Regions from separate parts of the Homo sapiens genome. Here regions 2 and 3 are each linked to region 1. Evidence: chromatin contacts called from ENCODE Hi-C or POLR2A ChIA-PET data. All regions are on one chromosome and are shown on one strand. The core of a region is the stretch at or near the end of the contact, and the rest is flanking DNA. Distances in the headings are between cores, read along the strand shown. Region 1 overlaps CFDP1 (craniofacial development protein 1). Region 2 overlaps BCAR1 (BCAR1 scaffold protein, Cas family member). Region 3 has its middle 6.7 kb from the start of CTRB2.

What was found. Hi-C counts contacts between places; a loop is a spot of excess contacts on that map. ChIA-PET counts read pairs that join two places held with the same protein, here RNA polymerase II (POLR2A). Pooled maps may share reads with other maps.
Region 2: a map of gastrocnemius medialis shows a loop between it and region 1 (7-fold over the local background). The contact joins two enhancer-like sites. A Hi-C loop is called at or near these places in 28 of 168 maps with a recorded cell type or tissue (Calu3, GM12878, HepG2 and 18 more), 1 of 37 single-sample maps with no recorded cell type and 22 of 50 pooled maps. POLR2A ChIA-PET finds 5 or more read pairs at or near these places in 15 of 52 experiments (A549, AG04449, AG04450 and 12 more).
Region 3: a loop to region 1 is called in a pooled map, with 4 times the contacts of the local background. The contact joins two enhancer-like sites. A Hi-C loop is called at or near these places in 5 of 37 single-sample maps with no recorded cell type and 10 of 50 pooled maps. POLR2A ChIA-PET finds 5 or more read pairs at or near these places in 4 of 52 experiments (RWPE1, activated CD4-positive, alpha-beta T cell and activated T-cell).

What each region holds. Positions count from the first base shown.
Region 1 is chr16:75,303,742-75,306,906 of GRCh38, forward strand. It overlaps CFDP1 (craniofacial development protein 1), which reads right to left. Exons shown (of 7, transcript NM_006324.3): 6 at 1,283-1,441. Among named protein-coding and RNA genes, the nearest start is that of BCAR1, 54 kb to the left of the region's middle. RefSeq lists an enhancer at 1,411-2,610. Within about 2 kb of position 1,735, at least 34 of the 41 ENCODE cell types and tissues checked have a DNase peak (open chromatin) inside an H3K27ac peak, as active enhancers do; they include ascending aorta, dorsolateral prefrontal cortex, gastrocnemius medialis and 2 more, where a contact is called at or near this core.
Region 2 is chr16:75,233,362-75,236,222 of GRCh38, forward strand. It overlaps BCAR1 (BCAR1 scaffold protein, Cas family member), which reads right to left. Exons shown (of 7, transcript NM_014567.5): 5 at 1,528-2,625; 6 at 485-574. Among named protein-coding and RNA genes, the nearest start is that of CTRB1, 16 kb to the left of the region's middle. RefSeq lists an enhancer at 1-548 and a silencer at 708-767. Within about 2 kb of position 1,435, at least 16 of the 41 ENCODE cell types and tissues checked have a DNase peak (open chromatin) inside an H3K27ac peak, as active enhancers do; they include ascending aorta, dorsolateral prefrontal cortex, gastrocnemius medialis and 2 more, where a contact is called at or near this core.
Region 3 is chr16:75,199,078-75,201,892 of GRCh38, forward strand. No RefSeq gene overlaps it. Among named protein-coding and RNA genes, the nearest start is that of CTRB2, 6.7 kb to the right of the region's middle. RefSeq lists enhancers at 274-568, 2,420-2,499. Within about 2 kb of position 1,399, at least 4 of the 41 ENCODE cell types and tissues checked have a DNase peak (open chromatin) inside an H3K27ac peak, as active enhancers do.

The sequences.
Region 1 (3,165 bases), core at 485-2,984:
CATATACGTAAGCAATACATATATTATCTCATGAGATCATCACAACCACATAGTGAGGATGGTATCGTTATCCCAGTTTTATTGGTAAAGGAGCTGAGCCTCAGAGGTGTCCAGTATGCTGGTGGAGAAGAGCTTACTGGTAAGAAGCAGAGCTGCCGAGCAGCCAGGGCTCTCTGGTGGGACACTCAACATTTCCTTTCATGGCTAGGGGTGAGGACTGTTGATTTTGAGCCATGAAGCCACTTCTGTGGTAACTTCCTTAGTGCCTTCTGAGGTCCGTAAGTACTTATGAACACCTTTTCTTTCTTTTCTTTTCCTTTCTCTCTCTCTCTCTCTTTCTTTCTTGATACACAGTCTTGCTCTGTCACCCAGGCTGGAGTGCAGTGGTTCAGTCTTGGCTCACTGCAACCTCCACCTAGTGGGTTCAAGTGATCCTCCTGCCCCAGCCTCCCAAGTAGCTGGGATTACAAGTGTGCACCACTATGCCTGGCTAATTCTTATATTTTTAGTAGGATGGGGTTTTGCCAGGTTGGCTAGGCTGGTCTCGAAATCCTGACCTCAAGTGATCTGCCCGCCTCGGCCTCCGAAAGTGCCAAGATTACAGGTGTGAACCACCATGCCTGGCCACCATTTCTTTCTTGATTTTTTGTTTAATCACCAGTAAGACAAATATGACAAGGAAAGGACCCTTTTTACAACTGAATACGTAGGTTATGAACATTCTCTTTGTATTCCACAGCGAAGAGAAAGAGGTGCAAGTGATGGCCTGGGGTGCTGTCTGAGGGCCTGGCCTATCACACAGGCTATAGCCAAGGGTAAAGCCCCACCCCAGGCCATAATGACACAGACAAAAAAAAATTCACAATAATGCAACATCTAGGCATTCCATTGGCTCAGTTTTTGACGGATCTGAACTAGTTTGGTTTCTCAGAAGGACAAATGATTCAGATAAGGCCAAGGCTGCTACCACAGGCCAGATCCAACCACTAGGCAACTTACAGTTCACTGGAGCTGTAATTCAGCAAATTCAGCTTGGCAGATGTGACTGGCCCCTGAGAGTACTCCTCACATGCCCCGCCTTCCCTCCACCCGCAGTGGCCTTCCCAGTGACAGGCCCTGCCCCACACTGGAACAGAGACTTACTGACAAACCAAAGTGCTCACATTTTTAGTTCCATCATGAAAAGCTCCTGCTTGCTTACAGTGGGCAGTTTGTCTCCAATAAATCATTTGATTTCAGGGTTCTGAGGATTTTCCAAGGCATAAAACCTACTCCTTCTTACCCCTCTTTCCCTCGATTATGGATGGCCAGTTCTTCACCAATCCCCTCTTCCTCCTTGAAGCTCTCCCAGTCCAGTTTGGACTTCTCAAGGGTGCTCATTTTCTGCTTCTTGGCACCAATTTTCCCCAAAAGGCTGCTCATGCCACTTGATCTTTTTAACCTAAGGAAAGAAAATATGAAAGATGTAGCAGGTAAAAACTCTGATCTCTATATTAACAGTTTTTCTGATGCAAATGGGAATCCCCTAGATTGGGGCCATTTATCTTAGTGGAAGCCATGTTCATATTTGGGGCATTTCCTTCCTGGTGTGGAGAGCACTGTAAGTAAACTGGAATTCTAATGTGCTTTTCCTGCTTAACACCACTGTCTGCTCTCCTGAGCTACGAACAGGAAATCCTGCCTTCTTCAGACCTCTGTGGGCTCTGTGTGGCAGGTCTCTGCTTGCAAGGAGGGGAGGAGCAGCGCTTCAGGCAGGGCTTTGGAGTCACATGCCAAGGTCCAACTTCCAGCTTAACTGTGTGACTCTAGGCCAGTTATTTACTGCATGTTCCTTGGTTTCCTAATCTACAAAGCAAATGCTTACTCACAGGCTGTGGTGTATCTTACACGTAAAGGGCTAAAACAGCACTTGGCACAGCGTCAAGGTGCAATAAGCATGAGCCACTCTGAGTCACTGTCATCGTTTAAGCTTAAAGCCCCAGGGGGTTCTTTTAAGAGAAAGAGAACCAGTTCCCAACACTGATGAGTGAAAAGTCACAGTACTGTAAGAGGGTTCTAAAATCAGTTTCCTTTTAACTCCTGTGAGTTGGGCCCTGTTTTTTCCAGGAGGTGGAGAACATTCCTCACTCCGAAAGCTCACACGGGGAATGTACAGCCTGTGCTCCACTTGCTGGTGATGCTATCATGGACAGTGGGAGAAACCCCAGATGCCCAAATTCAAGTCTTGGCAGGTCAAATGTTTCCAGTCATTGTTAAACATATGAAATAAAATAAGAAAAGCAAAATGCAGTTAAGATGGTATGAGGAAAGGTTTGGTCTCTTTATGAAATGAAACGAAATCATCTACCAGCATGTAGGAACTTGGAAGTTATTTTCCGCCTCACGGGGATATGCAAGAAAGTTAAACATTTAAAAACTATGAGCTAATGTCACATGGTCTACTGATAATAATACCTTTACTTGTCTAGAATGTTTGTTCTCCAAGTGCTTTTGTAGCCATGATCTCATCTAACTCTCACTAAGGCCTGTGACACAGGACCCAGTCTCAGAGTTGGAAGGGATCATCTTTGAAATAACCTAGTATCACCCTAACCCATTCTGAAACCCCACGTCCCTGCCGCAAAGCAGCGTGAACGACTACTCACCCCCTCTGCCTGGTGTGAGCCAACAGGCCAACGTCCACACTGAACACCAGACTGCTGGGACTGAACAATGACCCTGAACATTCTCATTCTATTAACTTTAGTAGAGAGGATGTCAACTTCCCTGTTTGGGTCACACCCCAGTACATGCTGAGCTTAAGATCAACTCAGAATGGGCTGGGCAAGCTTCATCATCCTTGTATTAAGTTGGACAAATAAACAAAGTTCAGAGAGGTTAAATGATAAAACAAGGGTCAAAACAATAGACAATGCAGATCCGGGACAAAGGAAGATCTCTCCCAACTCTCAGGGTGGTGCACTGTGCTATCTCGCCTCCAGATGAGAAGTGACTTGAGAGATTTTCTCATTAGTTACTTTACTTCCCAGTTTGCTTAAGAGAACTCCAAATAGCTCTTTATGAGCTTTCAATTCATATCTTCTAAGCACTGTTTTCCAGACAACTCAACCCCTACAATGTCATATGTGCGCGTGATCACACACACACACACACACACACACGCAC
Region 2 (2,861 bases), core at 185-2,684, 71 kb before region 1:
GATTCTGTGTCAAAAAAAAAAAAATACTAAGGAAGTGTGGGTACAATACAAACATTCAATAGACGCTAAGTGGTCTTTGAAAGAATCCACAAGAATGCTTAACGCCATGGCAGATGCTGGGACAGAAGAGTCGAATGCCCACAGGACACCATCCCGGCCATGCAGGGAGCAGCTTGGAGGAAGGAGCAGGGCAGAGCCAGCCCCGTGCTGAGCCTATGGCAGCTGTGAGGGGTCTATTTTCTGCTCTCACCCCACTCTCTAATTCCCTAAATGTCTCCAACAATTACTCTTGAAAACTTTAAAATAAACCAAGTGAAAAGATGAAGATGGTCAGGAGGCAGGGGGGTGGCAGGCCGGGCCCAGCTCTGAGCACTGTCAGACAACATGAGAAGCTGGGGACCCGGGGTCGGCCCTGCAGGGCAAGAGCTGGGGGCTCAGGGGGTCAGCGGGCAAAGCTGGGCCTTGCTCTGCTCCGGGGCCTCACCTGCTGCAACTCCAGCTGGCTCTTGCCCTGCCGCGTGATGCTGCCCTTTTCCAGCAGCTCCTTCTGGGTCTTCTCAAACTCCTCCTTCCCCTGGAGGGCAGAGACAGGGGCTGCGCTGAGGCCAGTTTTCTGAGCCAGAAGCACAGGCCAGCCCTGTGGCGGGCGCAGTGAGCTGAGTGGCCACCAGGTGGTGCTGCGTGTGCGCGCACACACACGCACACGTGGACGCACACACACACTAGCACACGTGGACACACACACACACACAAGCACACGTGAACACACACACAGACTGGCACGTGCAGGGGCAGGCAGACAGACACACACACACACACACACACACACACACACACACACTCCCCCAGGCTGGCATATGTGGGACACAGCCCCCCCAGGCTGGCACATGCGGGGACACACAGAGAAGGTGGCTTCCTAGGAAGCAACCCTGGCAGCCCCTTTCACCGCCTGCCAGCTCAGGAAGAGACTGGGCAGAGGGTGGGGTACCCGCAGAAAGTCCGCAAGCTCCACCCTGCCTTCCCAGGCTCCAACACCAGGAATCACACCCAATCCCTCCCCCTTGGCCTAAAGGCCTGGCCACCTGGTCCCTGCCCCTGGATGCCTCTCTGGCCCAGCTCAGCCTGGAATGTTCCTTACCAGGACTCCCACCCGGCTAGCACCCAGGCCTCTGCTCCAGGGGCCAGCCTGGGAGGAGCAGTCCCAGCCACCTCCCACCACCTCCTGCTGCTCCCCCACGCTCAGAGCATCCTTGTGTGTGTGCACATTTCTGCAGATCTGTCTCCCCACACAGAACAGCAGAGTCACCGCTGCTGGTCACCAGAGATACCAGCCCGAGGGACTCAACGAAGGGCTCGATGACATGGCCACCCTAGCACATGGGGCCAATGTGGGGTGAGGGAGGTCAAAGTGAGAGGAGGGTGCAGGGCCTTGCCAGGGACCAGGCCCCAGCTGAGAACAAATCTCCCCCTAAGCACAGGAGCCCAGCGTGGCAGAAGAGGAGCCGGGGCTGGGCAGGCGGCACCCACCTGTAGGTGGACGTAGTCATAGTCCTCCATCCAGCCCCCCTCGCTGTTCTCGTACTGCCCATCTGGCGAGTCCTGGGAGGTGAACTTAGGGGGTGAGGGCAGGGGTCGTGACTGGATGCTGCTGGTCTTGTCAGTGGGGTTGGGGTGCAGGGTGCCACCCCCCTCAGGCCCCGGGGCAGTGGCCTTGGTCCGTCTGAAGAGCAGTGAGGCATTGCCGTGCAGGAAGGAGGCCAGCTGCTTGGCGTCCTCGGGCACAGCCCGCGAGCAGGCCACCAGCCGGTCCAGGTCCTCAAGGGTGGCTCCAGAGCCTCCCCGGCCAGCGTCGAGGGCCTGACCATGTGCCACCAGCGTCTGGTGCACGTCCTCCATCTTCTGCAGCTGCCGGCTAAGCTTGGCATGCAGGGCACGGTCAGATGTGTGGGCAGCATTGCCCACCGCGCTGCGGGCAAACTCCAACAGCTCGTGGACGGCACTCTGGACAGCGGCCACAGCAGCCTGCAGGTCCTGCACCAGCGGCTCCTGTGGCTCAGAGGGGCTACGCCAGCTCCCAGTCGCACCGGCGCTGCCTGCCAGGTCCAGAAGGTGGGCAACGGTGGCGCTCACACCCTGCTGCAGCCGTGCCAGGGCCTCCACAGCAACTTCCAGCTCCAGGGGTTCCCGGCCCGGCCCTGCCACCTCCAAGGAGGACGCAGACTGGCTGCTGCGTGTGCTGCCGGTGCTGGAGGCCGACAGGCGCTTGCCCTCTGCCGGGGCTTCACGTTCAGCTGGGGGAGGCACCGCATACACACCACTGTCGACCACGCCACCATCAGCCACCTCAGGAGGAAGCACCCGTTCACGGGGCACATCGTACAGGGTGCCCGGGCCAGGCCGCCGCAAGCCAGGGGGCACGTCGTAGAGGTCAGGAGCCGGGGGCGGCACGTCATACACGTCCTCGGCCGGCGGGGAGTCTGGAGGGGGCGCAGCCAGTACCAGTGGGGTGCGGGCCGGGTCAAAGGGCTTGGCCTTGGCGAAGGCGGGGGGCACATCGTAGGTCTCCTCACGCAGCAGTGGGCCATCGGGCACATCCTTGCTCACCGATGGAGGAACGTCGTAGACCTGGGGGACAAGCGGTGGTCAAGACTGTCCATCTGTCCATCTGCCCACCCCAGGGACTGGGGGCAGCACCCAGCCACACACACACACACACGTACACACATACAGACACACACACAGAGGCACGCGCACACACACAGGCACACATACAAATGCAGAGGCACGCACACAGGCACACACACGCGCACACACACTCGCAGCCCTAGCACACACATCCTTCACAATTCCTATCCATGACA
Region 3 (2,815 bases), core at 149-2,648, 100 kb before region 1:
GCCAGGATGGTCTCATCTCCTGACCTCGTGATCCGCCTGTCTCGGCCCCCTAAAGTGCTGGGATTACAGGCGTGAGCCACCGCGCCAGTCCCTCTTTTTTTTTTTTTTTTTTTTAAGAGACAGGGTCTCACCACCACACCCAGCTAATTTTTGCATTTTTTTTTTGTAGAGAAGAGGGTCTCACTATGTTGCCCAGACTGGTCTCGAACTCCTGGGCTCAAGCGATCCGCCCGCCTCAGCCTCCCAAAGGTGCTGGGATTACAGGCGTGAGCCACCGTGCCCGGCCTCTTTTTACTTTTTCAGTAGGGCTACCAGAAAATTTAAAATCATCCATTTGGCTCGCCTTGTATTTCTTTTGTATTTCTTTGAAACAACGCTGGGTTAGGAACAGTAAGGCATAGCTATATGCAGTTTTCATATTGGCCACCAGGTGGCAGCCTTATACCGGGTGGTTTTCAGACTCTTGGGAGGCCGGTGGGTGGAGCGGGGGACAGACGCAGATTTCACCAGCAAGTGAAAAAGTCCCTTAGCCAGGTTTGTGCTTGCTATTCCATTTTTATATTACTTACGCCTCACATTTATTTGTATGTAGATGGTTGTTGACATAATAAAATACATGTAATTTCCTCTGTGTTTAAGAGCAGTTCTCCCTCACTGAGCTGGGAGTTTCCTTAAGAAACCTGGCTCTTAATTATATAGAGAGAGACTGGGCGCGGTGGCTCTAATTATATATAGAGACACCCAGCGCGGTGGCTCACACCTGTAATCCCAGCACTTTGGGAGGCCGAGGTGGGTGGATCGCCTGAGGTCAGGAGTTCGAGACCAGCTTGACCAACATGGTGAAATACATGTCTCCACTAAAAATACAAAAATTAGCTGGGCATGGTGGCATGCACCTGTAATCCCAGCAACTCAGGAGGCTGAGGCAGGAGAATTGCTTGAACCTGGGAGGAAGAGGTTGCAGTGAGCTGAGATTGCACCACTGCACTCCAGCCTGGGCAACAGAGTAAGACTCCATCTCAAAAAAAGAAAAAAAAATACACACACACACACACAGAGAAAGACAGGGTGACAGGGTCTTGCTCTGTCACCCATGCTGCAGTGCAGTGGTGTGATCATAGCTCACTGCAGCCTCGAACTCCTGGGCTCAAGTGATCCTCATGCCCCAGCCTCCTGAGCAGCACATTACAGGTGCCACCCGCTGCACCCAGCTACTTTTTCTTTTTTTTAAAGGAGTCTCACTATGTTGCCCAGGCTAGTCTCAAACTCCTGGCCTCAAACAATCCACCCGCCTCTGCTTTTTTTTTTTTTTTTGAGACAGTCTCACTCTGTTGCCCAGGCAAGAGTGCAGTGGCACCATCTTGGCTCATTGCAACCTCTTGCCTCCTGGGTTCAAGCAATTCTTGTGCCTCTGCCTCCTGCGTAGCTGGGATTACAGGCATGTGCCACCACGCCTGGCTAATTTTTGTATTTTTGGTAGAGATGGGGGTTTCACCATGTTGGCCAGGCTGGACTCGAACTCCTGACCTCAGATGATCCGCCTGCCTCTGCCTCCCAAAGTGCTGGGATTACAGGTGTGAGCCCCTGCGCCCGGCCGGCTTGATACTATTTTTAATAGTCGACTTTGGATCCCACTCCTGTGCCCAAGCTCTCTCTCATTTTGCTTTTCCCCTCTTCACACATCCATTCTCCAAGTTAATTTCTCTTCATGTCCTTATAATTAAATTCCATCTATAACCTTAATTCCAACCTATTAGACGCATCATCAGAACGGCTGACAGTGCACGGGCAGAGAAAGGTATTAGGAAAGCCAGTGAAGTAGAAAATGCAGGAGGGAGCCCATTCCATTCCTGCCAAGATGCCGGGTTAGTGTGGAATGTTGGCTGCCCCCCAGGACCAGCCATGATAGATTTTTTTTAGATGGAGTCTCACTCTGTCACCAGGCTGGAGTGCAGTGGCAAGATCTCGCCTCACTGCAACCTCTGCCTCCTGGGTTCAAGCGATTCTCCTGCCTCAGCCTCCTGAGTAGCTGGGACTACAGACACCCACTACCACACCTGGCTAATTTTTGTATTTTAATAGCAATGGGGTTTCACCATGTTGGCCAGGATGGTCTCAATTTCCTGACCTCATGATCTGCCCTCCTCGGCCCCCAAAAGTGCTAGGATTACAGGCGTAAGCCACCATTCCCAGCCCATGATGGATCTTTAGAGGGAAACATCAAGAGACAGGAAGACCTGGGAGAAGAAGCAAAGATCGGAACCTGTGGTTACGTGGGGAGGCTAGAGCTGTGGCCCAAGGCAGAAGGCTGTGAACTCGGCTGTGCAAGGAAAAAACAGGAAGTGAGCACCAGGGTTCTGCTCTGCTTCCGACCCAGCTCCAGGGCTTTGGGGCAATGGGTGCCTGCCCCTGGCCTGCAGGTGCCCTCAGGATAAAGTGGGTCATGCCGAGGCACTGTACAGGGGAGGAAATGAAAAAGACTTAGAACTATAAAGTGTGTATCAAATTGCAATAAAAAAGGCCAGGTGTGGTGGCTCACACCTGTAATCTCAGCACTTTAGGAAGCCGAGGTAGGTGGATCAGTTGAGGTCAGGAGTTTGAGACCAGCCTGGCCAACATGGTGAAACCCTGTTCTTACTAAAAATACAAAAATTAGCCAGGCATGGTGGTGGACACCTGTAATCCCAGCTATTTGGGAGGCTGAGGAGGGAGAATCACTTGAACTCAGGAGAGGTTGCAGTGAGCAGAAATCATGCCACTGCATTCTAGTCTGAGCATAAGAGCAAGACTCCATCTCAAAAAAAAAAAAAAAAAA